Linked DNA regions of Homo sapiens: region 2 is linked to region 1. The links are chromatin loops, found by intact Hi-C in ENCODE. Cell type or tissue: lower leg skin. All regions are shown on one strand. Each heading gives the region's core, and the rest is flanking DNA. Links, peaks and the distances in the headings are about the cores only.

Region 1 (4,384 bases), core at 319-4,318:
CTCTGCTTCCTGGGTTCAAGTGATTCTCCTGCCTCAGCCTCCCGAGTAGCTGGGATCACAGGCATGCACCACCATGCCCAGCTAATATTTTGTATTTTTTGGTAGAGATGGGGTTTTGCCATGTTGCCCAGGCTGGTCTCGAACTCCTGAGCTCAGGCAATCCACCTGTCTCGGCCTCCCAAAGTGCTGGGATTACAGGCGTGAGCCACCGTGTCCGGCCCCCTGCGACATTTCTTGGGGGACAAGCAGGAATTGAAAGCAGAGGCACTCTCTGGGGTGGTCTCACGCCACTTTGGGCCCAGGAGCCTCGGGGGACCTCCTGCTGGGACAATAGCGCCCAAGAGGGCTTTCCTCCAAGAGCCTGAGGGAGAATCAGGCCAAACCATTCCCGGGGGACAAAGTCTCAGTGTGCCTCCCTGAGCAGTCGGGCCTGGGCCGGGTTCAAGCCCTGTCTCTCATCGGCCACATCAGCATCATGCAACCTGAGAAGACAGCTGGAGAGACAGCCTGAGGGATGGCTGCTGATACCCTGAGACAAATACATCCTGCGACACCCAGACAGAAGCCAGTGACACTGTGACATTTCCAATAACAACCAGAGTTCTGGCCAGCATTATTTAGAGAGACAGCAAGGCCTTAAGAGGCACCCAGGAACACCCTGAGAGGTGGCCAGTGATACCTGGAGAGGAGAGTCAGCAGCACCCCCAGGGACAGCCAGTGACACCCCGACCGATGGCCACGATAACAGCAAAGCAGCTGGGATGTCCGAAGGACAAATGGGCACAGCTACCCCTCGGGCCCTGACCAGCACTCCATCTCCATCCAGTCTGGAGACCTAAGACCAGCAGGCACCCCGCCCTAAGGAGGGTGGCACAGCGTGGTACTTGGCAGAGGCCACTCCGCTGTACCCTCAGTGATCTGAATTGAATAAGCAATTTGTGCCCGGCTGACTCTGACTGGACTCTCTGCAGGACACCACCTCGTCCCAGGCGCTGCAGTGCCAGATCCGTCCTGATGCCTCTCTGGGTTGGTGGCAATGAGACCTCCCTTCCAAGCTCCCCACTGGTGCCCACTCCATTCTGGCACGTCCTCTCCACCGAGGCTTCCAGAGCTACTCCTCTTACCCTGCAGTGGGCACTCACTCCAGCCCCTCGATCCTCAAAGGGTGGCCCCTGGCCCAGCAACAGCACGCAGAGGAGCACGCAGAGATCTTGAGGAAAGTGGAATGTATGCCCTACGCCAGGCCCATGGAATCGGAGCTTGGTTTTAGGAAAAAGCACCTCTGCAGTTCAGAAGCCCTGGTCCAACCACCACTCACCTCTCCCCACACGGTGAGCAGTGAACCTTGGTCCACAAACCAGACCCCCAGAATCCGTTTCATGTCCCACCACGGTGTGCTCTCCCAGGCTGTGCCTGAGGCCCAGGCTCCTGTGCGCAGCAGAACGTGGGGAAAGGGGATAGAGTGTGTGCAAGTGTTGGGTGGGTGGGGGAAGGCTGGACGGTGGGGAAGGGAGTGAACAGTAGTAGCGGGAGGTGGTGGGGGGAGGAGAGGGTGCTGATACAGGCAGCAGGTGTAGGGGTGGTGCTGGGGGCTCAGTGCCATCCCCCGGCCAGCCATGCATGCAACAGTTGGGGGCCTGTCCCCTGGTGGTGCTGGCTGCGGGCAGATCTCCTGGGGTGCCTGGCCTTGAGGTGCCCTTGCAAGTCCCATTTCACAGGCAGACTTCTGCGAATCCATTATCTGCGATACCCCAGGGCGCTGGAGCTTAATTAGGGCTTAGCCCAGGCCCAGAGCTGAGAAACCTACCACTCAATTAATTGGATACTTTCCTCTGCAGTTCTGGGAGGGGTCTGGCGAGGCTGGGGGCTGGCAGAAGGGAATGGCATTTTCACTAATTAAACTAATCGATTACCCAGAGTGCTAGGCACCAGGCCAGCAGGGGCTGCAGAGGAAAGAGATGGCAGAGCCAGGCACGGATGGGCTGGGGGGTGGGGCGGGTCACTCCCCCAGGTGTACACTACAACCTCCCCTGACCTCACAGGGGAGATGAGAGACAGGGGGCGGCAGGTGAATGGAACGTCTCCCATAGGCCAAGACAGGCCAACACCACCCTTCCATCCCCAGAAGGCAGAGATCTGAATTCCTGGCCACCATTTTTGGGAACTTGGTGAGGTTAAGTTGCCTCCTCAAGGTCATGCAGCAGGTTCCCGTTGAAACCCAAACCCTAAGGTCCGTGCTATTCCCACTGCAATGCAAAGAGGGGGCTGATGAGACCGGGCTCCCGATCCTCTTCCTTGTCCTAACCCTGCTGGTGGACAGAGGTAGAGACCCCTGTCCTGGCAGGGTTGGGTGTTGCAGGGCAGGCTGAGGGTGGCTAACCTACTGCCCTTAGGCCTTTGAAGGGTGCTGGGGAAAATGGGGGCTGCCGAGTGTCCCCATCAGCCAACTGAAAAGAAGGGGCTTGCAATAGAGCAGGAGAGACAGGTGAACCACGAAGACCCCGCGCTGACCCTCAGGAGGGTTGAGTGCAGGGCGTGAAGCTGGGACAGACAGTGCGGCCTGCAGCCTGACCTCATGGCTTAGCTGTGCCTCCTGGACACCATCCCTCTCTGCAATGGCGTGTGGTCCTGAGTCACTGACAGCACTGACCCGCTCCTCTGAGCACCAGCCCTGTTTCCTTTCCTCCCACCTCCTCTACTGTGTGCCAGGCTACGGGCTCCTCACATCCCTGAACGGTCTTGCCCACTCCCACCCCACCAGCCAAGGCCAAGGCCATCTCCTCTGGCCCAACTAAGTCTCCTAACCTGGAACCCCACCTCCTTCCCCCAGTCCAGGAGGAGCCCTCCTCCCAATCCCAGGACTTCCCAGGTGGGCTCTCTGTGTGGGGGCTTAGCAAGCTGAGGGCTTTCCCTGCTCAGATCAGATCATCAGGGAGCCTGACCAACCCACCCCAGCCTTGAGTGCCACCCAAAGGTCTGGCCTGTGGGATCTGAGATGCCAGGCAGCCCCTCGCCCTGCCAGAGCAGCACCGTGGAAGAACTCGTGAGTCTTTTAAGCTAGGCATTGACCTAGCTGCAGCTTCCGGAAGGAGACAGCAGAGCCCCGCATTAGCTCAGTGACTTGAGGCCAGGAAGCCAGGGGTGGGGCTAACCAAAGCTTGCCAGGCCGGGGTGGGAGCTACAGGTGAAGGAAAGTGATTCTTTCTCCGTTAACTTTGTTTCACGCCAGATACCTGGCAGTGGGCAAAGCAGAGCCTGGGCTGCAGAGCCTGTGCTCCGGAGCCTGGGCTCCAAAGCCCTGGGTTCCGGGCTCTGACTTAACTGCCAAAAATACAAAAATTAGCCCAGCATGGTGGTGCATTCCTGTAATCGCAGCTACTCAGGAGGCTGAGGCAGGAGAATCACTTGAACCAGGGAGGTGGAGGTTGCAATGAGCCGACATCGCGCCACAGCACTCCAGCCTGGCGACAGAGGAAGACTCTGTCTCAAAAAAAAAAAAAAAAAAAAAAAGGGAATGTCCCAGAGCCACGTGACCTTGTGTGAATCATTCCCCTTTTCTGGGCCCCAGTCTCCCCATCTGTAGTGTGAACGGGTCGCACTAGATTAGAGTTTCTCACTTTTGCCCCATCAGAAGGCTCCCCTGGGGCACTCATGAAAGACACAGATTCCCAGGTCCTCCTTGGACAGTGTGATTTCTTAGGTGTTGGGTGTGGCCCTGGGACCTGTATTTGGACAAGTGCTCTGGGAGATTCCATTTTTTTTTTTTTTTTTGAGACAGAGTCTTGCTCTGTCGCCAGGCTGGAGTGCTGTGGCGCGATCTGGGCTCACTGCAACCTCCGCCTCCCTGGTTCAAGTGATTCTCCTGCCTCAGCCTCCTGAGTAGCTGCGATTACAGGGATGCGCCACCATGCTCGGCTAATTTTTGTATTTTTAGCAGAGATGAGGTTTCACCATGTTGGCCAGGATGGTCTCGATCTCCTGACCTCGTGATCTGCCTGCCTCGTCCTCCCAAAGTGCTGGGATTACAGGCGTGAGCCACCGCACTTGGCCCCACTTTTTTTTTTAATGGAATTTCGCTCTTTTTGCCCAGGCTGGAGTGCAATGGCACAATCTCGGCTCACTGCAACCTCCGCCTCCTGGTTTCAAGCGATTCTCCTGCCTCAGCCTCCCGTGTAGCTGGGATTACAGGTGTAATCCCGCCACACCCGGCTAATTTTGTATTTTTAGTAGAGATGGGGTTTCACCATGTTGGACAGGCTGGTCTTGAACTCCTGACCTCAGGAGATCTGCCTCTGGACGATTCTTATAACCAGGCAAGTCTGGGAACCTCAAGATGGGAAGGAGAGTCTCCACGGTCCCTTCCAGCTCTGATCTTTAGGCGACG
Region 2 (4,384 bases), core at 250-4,249, 90 kb after region 1:
TGATCCACTTGTCCTTCAACACAGAAATGATTAAATAAACTGGGGTATATCCTACCATGATCTAATACTCAGTGACACTGTTAGGCTTTGTGTCCCCATCCAAATTTCATCTTAAATTGTAATCCCGAGGTATTGAGGAAGAGAACTGGTAGGAGGTGATTGGATCACAGGGACAGTTTCCCCTATGCTTCTCTCATGATAGTGAGTTCTCACGAGATCTAATGGTTTTATAAGACAGTTTTCCCTGCACTTGCTCACTGTCTCTCACCTGCTGCCGTGTAATATGTGCCTGCTCCCCCTTCTGCCAAGATTGTAAGTTTCCTGAGGCCTCCCCAGCCATGTGGAACTGTGAGTCAATTAAACCTCATTTGTTTATAAATTACCCAGTCTCGGGTAGTAGCTTTATAGCAGTGTGAGAATGGATTAATACAGTCAGAAAGAACTACTGATACACAAAACAACCTGGATGAATCTCCAGAGAATTATGCTGAGTGAGAAAAGCCAATCCCCCAAAGTTACATATGATTCCATTTATATAACATTCTGGAAATGACAACATTATGGAAATGGATAACAGATCAGTGGTTGCCATCAGTTAAGGAGAAGATAGGGATGGGAGGGAAGTAGATATGGCTATAAAAGGGCAACATGAAGATCCTCATGGTGATAGAAACGTTCTGTATCCTGACTGTGTTAACATCAATATCTTGGTTGTAATATTATAGTTTTGCAAGTTGCTATCATGGGAAACTGAGTAGAGGATTCCCCAATTACCTCAAAATTTAAAATTTTAGGTAAGAAAATTTAAACTTTGAAGACAGAAAAAAGATAAAACGCTGCTGCTTCTCCAAGATAAAATAAGAATGGCCATGGCTTCCCGACAATCACCTGGACTTACCTGAAACAGACTCATTGAATCAGGAGAATTGGCTTCCAGGTTCTACAGCCTCTCTTCCTCCCTCCAACACGAGTAAGCCCTCTGTAGTCTCTCCTCCTTTCCCCCACCAAAATGTAAAAAAGCTGATAAAGCACTAATACTAATCATAAATAATTGTTCAGACAGTGAGTGCATACTCACAAAGGGATGTGCATTTTAATGGGAACAAGTCATAGTAAGCTAAAAAATGAACCACCAATAGTGAAATTGCTGATACAGCAGGCAGAGGTAGGAAGACATTTAAGATGGCTGGAAAAGGAAGAACTTCCTTGAACTCTGAAAATCCATCAGGCCTGCAGGCTGGGTTGATTCATCAGGCCAGCTGTGCCCAATAGGTAGAGTGGAGAGATTTAAACACCAGGGTAGGGGACAGGAAATGGCAGAATGAAGATATCAGTAGTGTAGTGCTCCAGGATTGGATGGGAATGATTAGAAAGAAAGAGAATTGAGATTTGAAAGGTAAAAGATATTTATTCATTTGCCTAGGACGTTTCACCACTTTAAAAATTAATTAAATTTGTTAGAGATGACATCTCACTATGTTGCTGTATTAGTCTGTTTTCATACTGCTATAAAGAACTGCCCAAGACTGGGTAATTTATAAAGGAAAGAGGTTTAATTGACTCACGGTTCTGCACAGCTGGGGAAGCCTTGGCAAACTTACAATCATGGTGGAAGGTGAAGGAGAAGCAAGGCACCTTCTTCACAAGGCAGCAGGAAGGAGAAGTGCCAAGCGAAGTGGGAAGAGGCCCTTATAAAACCATCAGATCTTGTGAGAGCTCACTCACTATCACGAGAACAGCATGGGGGAATTGCCCCCATGATTCAATTATCTCCACCTGGTCTCTCCCTCGACATGTGGGGATTATGGAGATTATAATTCAAGATGAGATTTGGGTGGGGACACAAAGCCTAACCATATCAGTTGCCCGGGCCAGTCATGAACTTTCACCACTGTTTTCTGCAAAGCACTGTGCATTCCCATTCTAGTTAGGCGATCTAAATGTAAAGTGGCCATTTTGGAACAATTATTGGCCTGGGTGTGATCACCTGATCCAGCCCTGACCAATCATAGTACCTTTCTACCTCTGAGTTTCAATAATTGGTTGAGAAGGTGATGGGTAATTCAAGCCTAGCCAATTGGAGTCTTCTCCTATTGGTTGGTTGGTTGGTTGTAACTGGAATTGGAGTTTTGTCTACTGTGATGAAACTGAGAGTATTAGGCCTTGGACCAGCAGCACGGGAGAAGCTATCTAACTAAGCAGGGAGCTGACACCTAGAGAACCAGGCAGTAGGAGGGATGCCTGGTGGCCCCAGAGTCCCTGGTTTAAGTCATTCCTGAGGCTGGCTGCATTCTTGTCCAGCCAGTGGTTTGGATACTGGAGTCAATAAGTAATCCCCATACTCCCCTTTCCCAGAAGCCCGAGCAAAGCTGGCTCTGTACGCAGGATGAGGGGAGGCTTGTGTGTGTGTGTGCGCTGTGGGTTCCTGATCAGAAAGTTCTACCCCATCTGATGAGCCCTGGCAAAAAAGTCATCAGAGATGGTACTGAGGCTCTGAAAGCCTACGTGCTGGGGAGGAAGATCCCAAGGAAGCAATAAGGTAGGAACCATCTTTTCACTTATGGAGCACCTGAGCTGCACTGGATAGCACACTCCAGTGTAAATGTTATTAGTCCATTTTTCAGAGGAGAAAACTGAGGCTCACACAAGTAAAGTCAGTTGTTCGAGGTAACATGGTAATAAGAGGCAGGCTTGGTATGGGACCCAGTCATTTCTTACTTCCAAGCTAGTTTCTTTCTAGTTGGCCACCCTATTCTCCAGGAGCCTCCCATTCTCTTAGCAAGGCACAGCTGCTTATTTAAAGATTACCCAAAGCTTTTGACCAGCTCAGACATCTCAGGACTCTGAATCTCATAACCACAGGGGTCCTGGGAGGCAAGTGCCAATCCAATGAGCCTTAGAGGCTACTATTTAGAGCCAGATATGAGACGGTGTCCAGGCTGAATATGAGACCCTGGGAAATTACTTAACCTCCCTGAACCTCAGTTTCCCTATTTCTATCTGAGTTAATAATAGTAACTGCCTCCTATGGTTGTTGGTGAGACAATGAATGAAAGGTGCTTAGCATATATGAGCAGCCTTTGGTCCTTATGAAAGAGAAACCCAGAGTCCCCTGTTTCCAAGTCAGCACTCAGATGTCCCTAATCCCCCAGCCTCTGACCTTCTCCCTCCTCCCAATTTCAGCCCCGGCCAGGCCATTCCTGTCTAAACTTTTCCAAATGTCACTCTTTTTTTTTCTTTTTTCTTTTTTATGCTTTTTGTCTTTATCTAGGTGACATTTTTCTTTTCTTCCGCAGGGATTGTTATAAGAACAGGTGTGAAAATAACAACAGAGTCTCTGGCCAGGCCCCTCCTGAACAGTGGGAGGATATTTTGGCCTAGAGACAGCCACAGAGAGTCCCAAGGGCGTGGGGGTCAGGGGAGGGATTGAGCTAAGGGAATGCTGGGGCAATTCTACAGCTAGGTCAAAGGGCAGGCCTCCCTCTCCAGAAAGGACTCCACTGACATAATCTCAAGTATGATGAGTCAATAAAATCCAGCTCTGGAATTCTTGGCAAAGCTGAAGCCTTCCCTGTCCACAAGAGACTGTGTTGGGTGGCTCAGTTTGGTCAGTCCTGATCATCTCCCGTCTGGGTGGAGAGACCAAGAGGCAGAGCTGGCAGCGACAGACCCCCCCACAGCCAGGCTCTCCCAGGGCTCCAGGCCCCTCAACCTTGCGTGGCTGTGCTTGGTGAACTCACTCGTCTTCACAGGGGTGTGAGGACTGTCTTCATCTCAGAATCCTCCACAGAGGCCGGTACCTGTGAGACATCAATTACAGCCTCAGTAAGGGTTGAATCAAGTGACAGAAAACCCTGCTGTCTGGAAAAAGGAAGAGGAGGACCTTCTGAGAGGAGATATGAGTCACTGGCAGAAGACTCCATTCACAAACATGACTCCCCATTGTCTGCCTCACACACAGTGCCCTCTCCCATTCTCCAGGAACTGGCCATCCTCAACCATGGGTCCCAGCTAAAACCCCGGGGCTTAGCTCACTGGACCAAAGAGCATCTGACTGAAGCTTGCCAGTCAGATTCTTTTCTCCTAGGAATGTGAACTTTTAACCTGAGAGACATAGCAGGTGAGAGGCATAAATGGTGACCCCTGGAAGGAAGGTCCATGGGCACAGGGTGAAACCACCTTTACAAAAAGTGCATCAGTGAGAGAAATCTAAGCTAACTGACTCCAACTTCACAAGCTAACTGCCTTTGTTAACTTTAAAACAGAGATGATAACAATCCCTTCCCAAAACTAACCCCCTTCTTGCTTGATGACCAAAACTGCCTCTGTAAGGCTGTGTATGGCGGCTCACGCCTGTAATCCCAGCACTTTGGGAGGCCGAGGC

The links. Hi-C counts contacts between places; a loop is a spot of excess contacts. Peaks named below come from ENCODE experiments on the same cell type or tissue, not always from the same donor. Only the 100,000 strongest peaks of a DNase experiment are listed, where the experiment ranks them.
Region 2: it touches region 1 in a loop (2.4-fold over the local background); 23 of 110 quality-filtered maps call a loop at or near these places.

Annotation. Positions count from the first base shown.
Region 1 is chr17:45,822,530-45,826,913 of GRCh38, reverse strand. All of the region lies in intron 6 of LINC02210-CRHR1 (LINC02210-CRHR1 readthrough), which reads right to left. All of the region lies in intron 4 of CRHR1 (corticotropin releasing hormone receptor 1), which reads right to left. Among named protein-coding and RNA genes, the nearest start is that of SPPL2C, 20 kb to the left of the region's middle. RefSeq lists an enhancer at 2,864-3,365. In lower leg skin, for the core only: no CTCF peak of the experiment used is centred there; no DNase peak of the experiment used is centred there.
Region 2 is chr17:45,732,439-45,736,822 of GRCh38, reverse strand. All of the region lies in intron 3 of LINC02210-CRHR1 (LINC02210-CRHR1 readthrough), which reads right to left. LOC107985028 (a long non-coding RNA gene) reads left to right here and starts at 2,144. Exons shown (of 2, transcript XR_001752915.2): 1 at 2,144-2,539. In lower leg skin, for the core only: no CTCF peak of the experiment used is centred there; no DNase peak of the experiment used is centred there.